2 separate regions of the Homo sapiens genome follow, and region 1 is linked to region 2. Evidence: read pairs that join two places in POLR2A ChIA-PET (ENCODE). Cell type or tissue: MCF 10A. All regions are shown on one strand. Links, peaks and the distances in the headings refer to the core of each region. The heading gives the core; the rest is flanking DNA.

Evidence for each region. ChIA-PET counts read pairs that join two places held together with the same protein. Peaks named below come from ENCODE experiments on the same cell type or tissue, not always from the same donor. Only the 100,000 strongest peaks of a DNase experiment are listed, where the experiment ranks them.
Region 1: POLR2A ChIA-PET joins it to region 2 with 7 read pairs; 1 of 35 experiments calls an interaction of 5 or more read pairs at or near these places.

Annotation. Positions count from the first base shown.
Region 1 is chr20:57,176,395-57,181,761 of GRCh38, reverse strand. All of the region lies in intron 4 of BMP7 (bone morphogenetic protein 7), which reads left to right. Among named protein-coding and RNA genes, the nearest start is that of BMP7-AS1, 35 kb to the left of the region's middle. In MCF 10A, for the core only: no CTCF peak of the experiment used is centred there; a DNase peak (open chromatin) is centred at 2,371.
Region 2 is chr20:57,324,425-57,329,740 of GRCh38, reverse strand. It overlaps LOC105372687 (a long non-coding RNA gene), which reads left to right and starts at 77. Exons shown (of 12, transcript XR_007067670.1): 1 at 77-320; 2 at 1,638-1,783. It also overlaps the pseudogene RPL39P39. RefSeq lists enhancers at 2,400-2,902, 2,903-3,406. In MCF 10A, for the core only: no CTCF peak of the experiment used is centred there; a DNase peak (open chromatin) is centred at 2,890.

The DNA.
Region 1 (5,367 bases), core at 185-5,184, 150 kb after region 2:
GGTGGAGATGAGTGGGGCCACCAGCCCTGGGATGTGGGTGGCCTGGAGAAGCTGCACAAGGCAAGGAAGGGATCCTCCCCTAGAGCCCCCAGTTGCATTTACCTGCTAAGACTGGTGTTGGACTTCAGAGCCACAGAGCTATAATCCGCTTGTATTGTTTTGATAATTTGCTTGGTTAATTTGTTAAAGCAGCGATAGGAAAGAATACATCTTTGTTGGCAAAGTGATTTTCTTTTTCTTTTTTCTTTTCTTTTTTTTTTTTTTTAGAGACAGGGTCTCACGCCATTGCCCAGGCTGGCGTGCAGTGGTGTGAGCATGGCTTACTGTAGCCTTGACCTCCTGGGCTCAAGCAATCCTCCTGCCTGAGCCTCCCAGGTAGCTGGGACTATAGATGGATGCCACCACACCTGGCTATTTTTTGTAGAGACAGGGCCTCCCTATATTGCCTAGGCTGGTGTCGAGCTCTTGGGCTCAAGCTATCCTTCCACTTTGGCCTCCCAAAGTACTGAGATTACAGGCATGAGCTACTGCCCCCAGCCTCCTCAGAGTGCTTCCCTCATCCTGCTAAGGAGCTGGGACACAACCATCTGGGGGCCGGCTCAGGAGTTGCAGCCTTCTTGGCTCCAGGTTGATCACAAGGCAGAAAAAGGTCTGAGGTGCAAACCTGCCCTGCCACCATGTGGGAAGCTATTAGCTGCTTATCACCTCCGGGGCCTGCGGTTGGTCCCAGGAAGCACCCAAGGGGAGCAAGGGGCTATTGAGAAAGGTCCTGGCGAGGGGATAGCAGCAGCCCCACCCCCAAATTAACCCTCTAGTGCCAATAGCTTCTTCCTCCTTACCTAGCCTAGCTTGAAATTTATGTTCATTTTACTTTTCAAGGGAGAAGGCAGGTCAGTGGGGTTGGTGGCCTTTTTAAGACAAGGCTTCCTGACCCCTGGCGGGTGTCCTGGGGCCCCCGGATGGACCTCAGTGGGTCTGTGTGGCCCAGAGTGTGTAGGGATTCCGTATATTTTCTTTTCTGACAGTGGATCCATTTTTCCAGGTTTCTCAAAGGGGTCTTTGATCTCCCAAGTCAAAAACCAACCAAATTCCTTCATTTGTATTCGAAGCCTCTTTTATGCTGGACTCTTGAAGGCTAGGATTCAATGTCGAACACCCACACAAAGGCTGCCCTTGGGGGTGTTAATTTAGGACAGGAAGGAGGGGGTTGCCATTCACATCCATACATAGTAACAGACCCAGAGTCAGGGTGGTGCCTAGGGAACGCAGCCCATCCCGAGGGCTGCAGACAACATTTCGTGGCGAGCGAGCTGAGAGCTCTGGGTCCAGTGGGTGCCCACGAGGCCAGGCTGGTCCGGAGAGGATGCTCTGGGCTGTGGGACCTGCAGGGGCAGAGGCCTGTGCTGTGGGGTTTCCTGGCGCCTTTGGGGAGTGGGGAGGAGGCTGTGGGGGCTGAAGCAGGGGAGGGGAGTGAGGGTGGGCGGGTCAGGCATTCTCTTGGGAGTCACGTCTTGAGTTTGAACTTCATGCCAAGCATGTTCAGAAGTCTTTGCAGAGATTCAAGCTGTGGTGTGGGGTGCAGGTGATAAGATCATTCTGGCTGCTCTAAGAAAGGTGAGGAACAGGGTGGGTGCCGAGGGGGTGCTCAGAGGCCGGAGACTCCTTAGAGGATGTGGCAGATCATCCAGGCAGGAAGTGTAGGCAAACTGCATCCCGGCAGAGACTTCCGTGTCTTGGAGCTCCATCGGGTGCACCTGGGTAATGAGGGGGAGAGGAACTAGGCATCGCGGGCTTAGAATTCACTCTGATTTTCCCCACCGCCTCCTCATCAAAGCCCCACCAAGTCTCCATTTACACAGCCCCCAGGACGGGGCTCTCACTGTTTCCCGTGGCAGAAATTCATTGCTGGGAACCTGCCTCCTTCCCGCGGATGGCTCGTGGCCCTGTTTGCAGCTCTTCTAAAACCTGCCTGGAAGTTAAGAAAAAAATAAAATAAAAATACCGAGGCCTGGGCCCCACCCTAGGCTTAGGCCAGAGTCCTTGAGTGTGAGTGTGTACGCCTGTGTGCCTGCCCCTTTGAATCGCTCGTCCCCCCGGTTTTGGGCTGGAGCCCTGCCGTGGAGCCACACAAGTTGAATCTCTCGGCAGCCCTGTGTGTGCTGGGGCGGGGGCACATGCTCCGGCACGCTACCCCACGCGGAGCTCGCTTTCCTGCCCGCCAGCCCCCTCCCCCGGGGCTTCACGTGCTCTTCAGATGGTGCGGTTTGGGGTTGAGAAACTGGGTCCCTGCACTTCCTTCTCCCCACCCACGTTTGGACCCAGCTCCCTGGTAAGCAGCCGCCTTTGCCAGATGACCCGTGGAGGCGGGAGCTGAGCCTAAGCACCAGTCCTGACTTGTCTGCGGCCCAAGCAGGGGGTTGAGGAGGTGGATGAATCCCGGTGCTGGCGTCAGGGCTGTCTCCTGCTCACTTTCTGTTGCTTGGGGGCGGGTGGGGCAGGCTTGGACGGACAGGGGAGCTGGGAGTCCCTCCTTCGTTTCCTTTCCTTGTTTTCCTGCTAATAAGTCCTAAGGATACACAGGAGCTCCGGCCACTTTCTGCTGGGACAGCCGTGATCAAAGAGCCCTGGAAGCACAGAGCAGGGTCTGGAGTCCCTGGTGGCAGGGCCAGTGCCCACGCCTCACTCGTACACCATAACTAGCTTCATGAGCTGTGCTCGGCCTTGGTCTGTTTGGCCTTGGGTTTGAACTAAGTTATGCCAAATGTCGTGGCTTTACTTTAAGACAGGGTTGGGGAAAGTAGCACTCAGGCCACTCCTTGTCCCTTCTGTGCTCATGACAGACATTGCTAATAGATCATGGCCTCTCCTGTGCTCATGACAGACATTGCTAATAGATCATGGGACTTCCTTCTGACGGAGCCTGAACACAGCTTCAGAATCCTCCTTGACTCAGGACACCAAGGAGTCAGCAATGTCCCTGGCTCGAGCTAGCAGCTTCACCTGACACATCCCTGAGCTGAGGGGATGTTCCTTCTCCTCCACCCTGCCTTCTACCCCCCCACAGGGAAGAGGGAGGAGGCTCGTGGAGGGGCATGGCTACCTGTGGCCCTGGGCATTGCCACAGCCATGAAGGCCATCTTAGGTTTCTGCTTGGCATCGTGTGCTCTAGAGGGCAGGCTGTAGAGTCCAGCTGTTTGGGCTCCTCCCAGATGGTTCCTTGACCTTGACCTTCCTGTGTTGAGGACACCCTGGCCCTGGGGAGGTTCCTGCTGCCCCAGAGCTGGTTCTCTCTCTCCCAGCCCTGCTACTCCCCCACGGAGGGTGGGGACCAGGGGCCTCTGGGCTCCCCCTGGCTGCCTCCATCCACTCTGAGCACCCCCTTGCAGCATTGAGCCTTGGGGCTGGTTCCAGCCACGCAGATCTTCCCTCCGCCCACACTGTCTGCTGACCCAGGCCCCAGCTTCCTCATTCCTTGCCAGGCTCAGTGCCTGCCTCTGATCCTCTATCCGATGCTACTCCAGCGGCCTCAGACATGGAGGGCGCCTCGTCCCCACTGCTCAGCATCGTCATGCAGGAATGCCTCGCCCTTGGATGCCTCCCCACCCTCCTATCTCACTTCCTTTTGGTTCTTACCCACATGTCACCTCCTCAGAAGAGCGCCTGCTGGCACCCGCGGCAGCATGCCCGCTCACTCCAGCTTCTCCTGCCTTGTTTTCCTCTGTAGCCCTCATCTCCATGTAAGTCATGTGCACTCACTTATCTATGACCCGCCTCTCGTTCTGGAAAAGCCCCTGAGTGGCAGGGCTTTGCTGTCTTACACCTGGGACTCATCTCATGCCTGCACACCAGGAAGCAGCCCCTAGCAATGGCTGAATGAATGAGTGACTCCACAAGGCATGCAGGCCGCGAGGGCAGGGCACCCAGGGGCAAGCGCTCCTGCCCCAAAGCCTGGAGCCCACCAGCCCCGCCCCAGCCTTCAGCAAGTTCACTTCACCGAAAGTCTCAAGTGTCTCCTCAGGAATCACACATGTGATTCGGTTATAATCAATTAAATGTAATTTCGTTATTGGTGTGCATATCTTTCCACATTGCTTTTCTGAACTGTAGATAAATTTTATATCTGTATAAATAGATATATTCAAAAATGGCATTTTGGGAGGCCAAGGCGGGTGGATTACCTGAGGTCAGGAGTTTGTGACCAGCCTGGCCAACATGGTGAAACCCCGTCTCTACTAAAAATACAAAAATTAGCTGGGCATGGTGATGAGTGCCTATAGTCTCAGCTACTCAGGAGGCTGAGGCAGGAGAATTGCTTGAACCCAGGAGGCAGAGGTTGCAGTGAGCCAAGATTGCACCACTGTACTCCAGCCTGGGCAACAGAGCAAGACTCTGTCTCAAAAAAAAAATTGCTGATGAAAATAAAAGCAGCCTGCTTTTCAGTCCCCAGCAGGGAGCATGGTGCTCCTGTCTCAGCCTGAGCCTTGGAGGCCAGTTCCTGACTCCTGTGCTCTCCATGCTGTTCTCCTCTCTCCTGCCTCCTTCCTCCTCAACCCTCTTCTTTCTCCTTTCTGCTTTCCACTCTTGGCTTGCTGCTTCTAGCCCATTTCATTCCACAATTGTTCTCAGCCATGGGGTAGCTAAGGCACACTGAAGGTTTCCAGGACCAACAGAATGTCCAGTCTGTGTCTGAGGAGGTGTCCTAATTTGCAGTGTGTGGTCCATGGGAGGCTAGCTTACTGCACCACTCCTGTCCCACCCATTTTACAGATGAAGAAAGTAAGGCTTAGGGAAGGGAGTTCGGCGATGTCCTTCTTATCTTACCATTTCTCATTATCCTAGAAGCTATGCAGATAGAATTCTCATGAATCAGAGAAAAGCCAAAAATTGAGTGGTGTTCCACTCTTTGACATATACCCTAATGGCATGTAGTGGGTGTGGAGGAAAGAGCCATGCATTCAAACAGTTAACAGGTGTGTGTGTGTGTGTGTGTGTGTGTGTGTGTGTGTGTGTGAATGGAGAATGTGCGTAGTTTCAAATTTCCCTAACAAGTGGGCTAGAAGAAGAAGAAGAAAATATGAAACTGCCATGAACACTCAAGCCTACCCCAGGAGTTATAGGAGCTCTCTTCATTTTGCAAACCAGGAGTCCAAGATCTAGGAGAGCTGGGGTTTGACTCCAGAGCTAGAGCAGTCCCCAAGACCTGGTCTTGACTCACGAGTTAGACTCCACTCAGAGGCTGACTGTGCTCCAGGGTCTACACCTCTAAGGGCGACACCTGGGCTCAAGCAGACTGCCGTTTTCTATATGGGATGAGCCTTCACAGGGCAGCCAGTTGGGATGGGTTGAGGTTTGGCTGTAGACATCAGA
Region 2 (5,316 bases), core at 1-5,000:
CTGGACAGGCGTATGCGTAGAGCACGGCGTGGAGTGCGCAAGCGCAGGGCTCTCAGGCGCGGTCCCACCTGTGAGGCCCTGAGGCGGGCGCCTCCCTGAGTGTGGGTCGCGCAGGCATCGGCCCTGCGTGGCTGAGCTGAGAGATGTTTGTGTGGCGTGCTGCGGATATTGGACCTAGAGTCCCTTGAGGTGATTTAATTATTTTGGGGGTTGGCTATTTAGGGACAGCAATATCAGCGATTTTTCATTAAAACACATAATGATGAAGATCCAGCTGTGTGGGATAACAGTTCTCGGCAATGGGTTCAGCTGTGATTGAGGTGAACGCAATCCCTGTCCTTACTAACGTTTCATAGCAGTTGAATGCCTCCAAAGCCCTTTGCACTCAGGTCCCTCTTCTAATTCCCTTAAGAACCCCAGGAAGTTCCTAACGTGTCATCCTAATTTTGCAGGTGCCAGGAAAGGTCAGCTCAGAGCAGGCAGGCCTGGGTTAAAATCCCAGCCCTCGCACTCCGTAGGGCAGACCAATTTGGCAAAGAAAATCCAGGACAACCAGTTAAATTAGAATTTCAGATAAACAGCAAATCCTTTTTTTTTTTTAGAGTAACTACGTCTCGTATAAAGTTTGGGATATACTTTTACTAAAAAGTTATTTTGTAGCCTTGCACAGTGGTACTCACCCGTAGTCCCAGCTACTAGGGAGGCTGAGGCAGGAGGATGGATTTAGAGGCTCCAGGAGTTGAAGGCTGCTGTGCGCTAGGATTGTGCCTGTGAATAGCCACTGTACTCCAGGCTGGGCAACACAGGGCGATCCCTTCTCAAAAAAAAAAAAATAGTTCTTTTTTTTTTTAAGTGAAAGGTCTCACATATTTATTACTGAACCCAGCCAACCAACGCATTCATCACAGATTCAGAGAGAAAAAATATATTCTCAATAAAACATGTACAACTCTCCAGAGAGCGGTGACATTTTCAGCTTGATGTGGTAACATGACTGTGACCTTCAGACAGCATAAATATGTGTGCCCTCTCATGTGCAATTCCTTATAGGCCCAGCTCGGTTCTTCTTCAATGTCTCCTTTTGGAGTTGTACCTGATTTTATTATCAGTTTTCATCCGAATCCACTGGGGACGATTTTGCTTTTGTTTCTTGGCCAGGAATTGCTTAATCCCAAAAGTCTTGTGGGAAAGACATGGCGAGAAGTGGAGTCAAGCACACACCACGATGGCAGAGAAAGGAATGTTATTTCATTGTTTATGTGAAATTCAAACTTAACTGGCATCTTGTATTTTATGTAGCTCCTCTCCCTCTATACCATGTCATCCCCTGACAGACTTGGTGAGTGGTGCCTTTCCCCCACTTGCTCCAAGCCTTCTAGAGCAGAAGATAGGAATTCTGAAGCCCAAGGAAAGGAGTCCTGACTTTGGGAAGGAGGAGAGGACAGTGGAGCGAGACCCTGGAACAAGGTGGTTCCAAGGCCTTTGGGGGCCTGGTCCTGCATGGGTGGGGTGCTGGGGCTTGGCCCCAGAAGAGCTACTTGGGAGAACTGTTTTGTTCTTTCCGTTCCTGGTAATTTGATAATTTTCCAACTAAAACTAGTTTCCCATCATAAATAATGCACTCCCTCTGTTCACAGGGATGGTTGCCTGTGTTGATGGCTGTTCTGCATGTACCAAGCACTGTGTTGATGGCTTTACATTGCTGTTATCACAAATACTTCCTCACTGCCTACCTTGCACCGGGCAAGGTTTATTACCGAGGACACAGCTGTGAACAAGGCAGGTAAACCCCTTCCTCTTAGGGAGCTCGGAGCCTAAAAGGAGGGGAGAACTAAAGGCAATCAGGTGAACTTTTTTTTTTTTTTTTGAGATGGAGTTTCGCTCTTGTTTCCCAGGCTGGAGTGCAGTGGCACAATCTCGGCTCACTGCAATCTCCGCCTCCTGGGTTCAAGTAATTCTCCTGCCTCAGCCTCCTGAGTAGCTGGGATTACAGGCAAGTGCCATCGCACCCGGCTAGGTTTTTGTATTTTTTAGTAGAGATGGGGTTTCACCATGTTGGCCAGGCTGGTCTCGAACTCCTGACCTCAGGTGATCCATCCTCCTCACCCTCCCAAAGTGCTGGGATTATGGGCGTGAGCCACTGCACCTGGCCAGATGAACTCTTACATAATTAAGTTGGCAGGGTAAGAAATGCACTGAAAATAAATCAGTGACTTTAAGAGGTGAAAAATAGTACACCCAATTCACATATGAAGAAACTGAGGTTTGGAGAAATTAACCCTTTTGTGTAAGATTGGACCTCCAGTAAGTGACAGAGCTGAGAGTTAAACCTTGACTCCAAATTCATGCTCTTAACCACTTGGATATGAGGCATCTGTGGGGGTCTGGCTTGGAGTGTGTCATCGTTCTCTGGGGGCTTTGGTGGTGGTCTTAGTTTTCTCATCTTTCAAATGAGGGTGTGCGGCAGGTGGGTTCTCATGCGTCATCCCCAAAGAGGAACAAACAAATGAAAGGATCTTGCAGGCCAGGAGGTCAATGACACTGTCAAGGCTTGTCTGCTGGAAGGTGCCTCTCCCCTGGGACTAGAAACATTTCTGTCCACTTTTCCCTGTCCCCTGAGGACAGAGCCTTTGGTATCACTTAGCATTAGACTCAACCAGAAGCCAGCAGCCTTGCTAGACCTGACACAGAATGAAAGGTCCTGAGCTGGGTGGGGGCACAAGGAGAGGATCAGAACAGTGAAGTGAAGTGAGCAAACCCGTAATAAACCTGGCATTCCTAAGAGGAGAAACCGCAAAGTGCAAGGTGCGACTTGAAAGGACTTGGCTGGGGTTCCCACTGCGCTGACAAAAGCAGGAGGGGCAGCTCACCCTCCAGCAGCTAGGCTCTGCCTGTGCCCTGCAGGTATCCTGCTCCACGGCAGGACTCATAGGCCCTCCCCCAGCAGCTGTGTGCACCACCTTCACATCAAAGTCAACAGTCCCAGCCCCAGGCTGTGAGCAAGAACCAGAAAAACATATTCTGCTCCTAGCAACACATTGCAAATGAAACTGACAAATGCCAACTTGCAGGACAGTCTCAATACTGAGTTCTCCCTATGGGCCAGGAAGCTTCCCCGCAAACCCTACTAGCCGGTGTTTCCTCCAAACTCATACTCAGTCCCAGAAACACAGTAGAGGGCCAAAATCTTTGTGCAGGCTGGAAAGGAGTATTGTTTAAATTAGGTGCAAAGATCTGTTCCACCTCTAACACATCCAAAAAAGGGAAAGAAGGGAGGCAAGGATGGGGAGGCCCTTTCAACAAACCAGACAGGAGAGGATAGCATACTTCTTACATTTAAACAAGGTGGCTTATCTAGCAAATGTAAGTGAATTTTAACATTTTGTAGATTCATGGCAGGGCGCGGTGGCTCAGGCCTGTAATCCCGGCACTTTGGGAGGCCGAGGTGAGCAGATCACTTGAACTTAGGAGTTTGAGACCAGCCTGGGCAACATGGTGAAACCATGTCTCTACAAAAAATACAAAAATTAGCCAGGTGTGGTGGCCTGAGGTGGAAGGATCACTTGAGTCCTGGAGGCGGAGGTTAGAGTGAGCTGAGATTCACGCCACTGCTCTCCAGCCTGGGCCACAGAGCAGAACCTGTCTCAAAAAAAAAAAAAGAAAAAAGAAAAATATATGGTAGCTTCTTGTTAGACAAGAAGTAGAGAAAAGGCCATAATATTTTCTTTACTTCTTGAGGGTTTATAGCCATTTTTCCTTTGCATTTTTTAGCTTTCGAAAATTGTGAGACTGCTACATGCTTCTCATAAGATATTGACATAATTCAGAAGTGTGTGAGATGTGAGCGAAAGAGAAAGAGACCTCCCCGCTCCCCATCACTGCAGCTGCACTGGCTCCACCTTCTTGGGTCCTCCTTTTTTTTTTTCTTTCTTTTTTTTTTTTTTGAGATAGGATCTCCCTCTGTCACCCAAGCTAGAGTGCAGTGGCGCCATCAAAGCTCACTGCAGCCTTGACCTCCTGGGCTCAAGCAATCCTCCTGCCTCAGTCTCCCAATGTGTTCGAATTACAGGTGTGAGCCACTGCTTCTGGTCTGGTCTGCTCTTCTCGCTGCAACCTTTGCATCTTGGAATTGTTCCTTCCTGCTCTAAGGCCTTTGCACTTGCCTTTCCCTTAACAGCTTGGGACCCCTTGTCCTTTTTCTTTCCCTACTCCCCTCCCTTCCCCTCCCAAATCCAACCTGGCTAACTCTCCTGCAGCCTTCAGATCGCCCTCTGAACATCTTCCTGGGCTACACCCCTGTGTCTTGACTCCTGGTTACCATGTGCCCACAGCTCCACGTGGCACATGGAATGATTGAATGAGTGACTCCTCATGGGGTTACCTCTGTTACCTATTCCTTGTATTTTATCCCAGGCATTTTTCTATTCATGCCCAAATTAGCAACGTGTCCAGAGTAAGACTTCACTCTGCAGACTGGTATTGCTGCTTCTGGTAATAATAGGAACTAAGGTTCGCTGACGGTCAGACACTGGGCCCAGTGCTTCATGCATAAAATCTCATTTACCCCCTCCCATTTTACAGCAGAGAAAGTTGAGTACCAAGAAGTATAAAAATTGCTGGGTTTCATAGAGATGCAAGTGATAAGGTGCTGACAGGAAGGGTTTCTTTGATCTAAGCCGCTATACGATATTGCCTCAAAGTCAAGGCAACTTAGTATTGATGAATTAATTTGCTTGTTGTTGTAGCTAGTGATCATGTACCAGGATGTGTGATGTAAAGCAGATCATATCCTGGTGTGAATAAAATGAAATCTAATGTTAAGAAGATCACCAAAATATTTGCAAGCCTATGGGTCATCTTATTAACAAAAGCAGGATGTTCACTTATTTTTAGAGAGTGCTGTCATGCACTACCGTGGACCCAACACCAGCTTCCATGACTGTCAACTCATGGCCAACATTTTGTCACCCACATCCACCCCCTTACCTACCCTCACACCAGATTATTTTGAAACCAATCCCAAGAATCATATTATTTTATTAATAAGTGTTTCAGCATGTTTCTAAAAAAAAAAAGGACTCTTAAACACATTATAATTCCATTATCATACTAAAAGGTATGTTAACAATCATTCTTTATATCACCAAGTATTCTATCTGTTGAAATTGCCCCAATTGTTTCAGCAATTGTTTTCTTCTCATTTAAAAAAGTTATCTATTTTAATTGACAAATAAAAATTGTGTATATCTATCCTATACAACATGTTGTTTTGAAATCTGTATCCATATTTAGCTTGATTAGCTAAATCATGCTAAT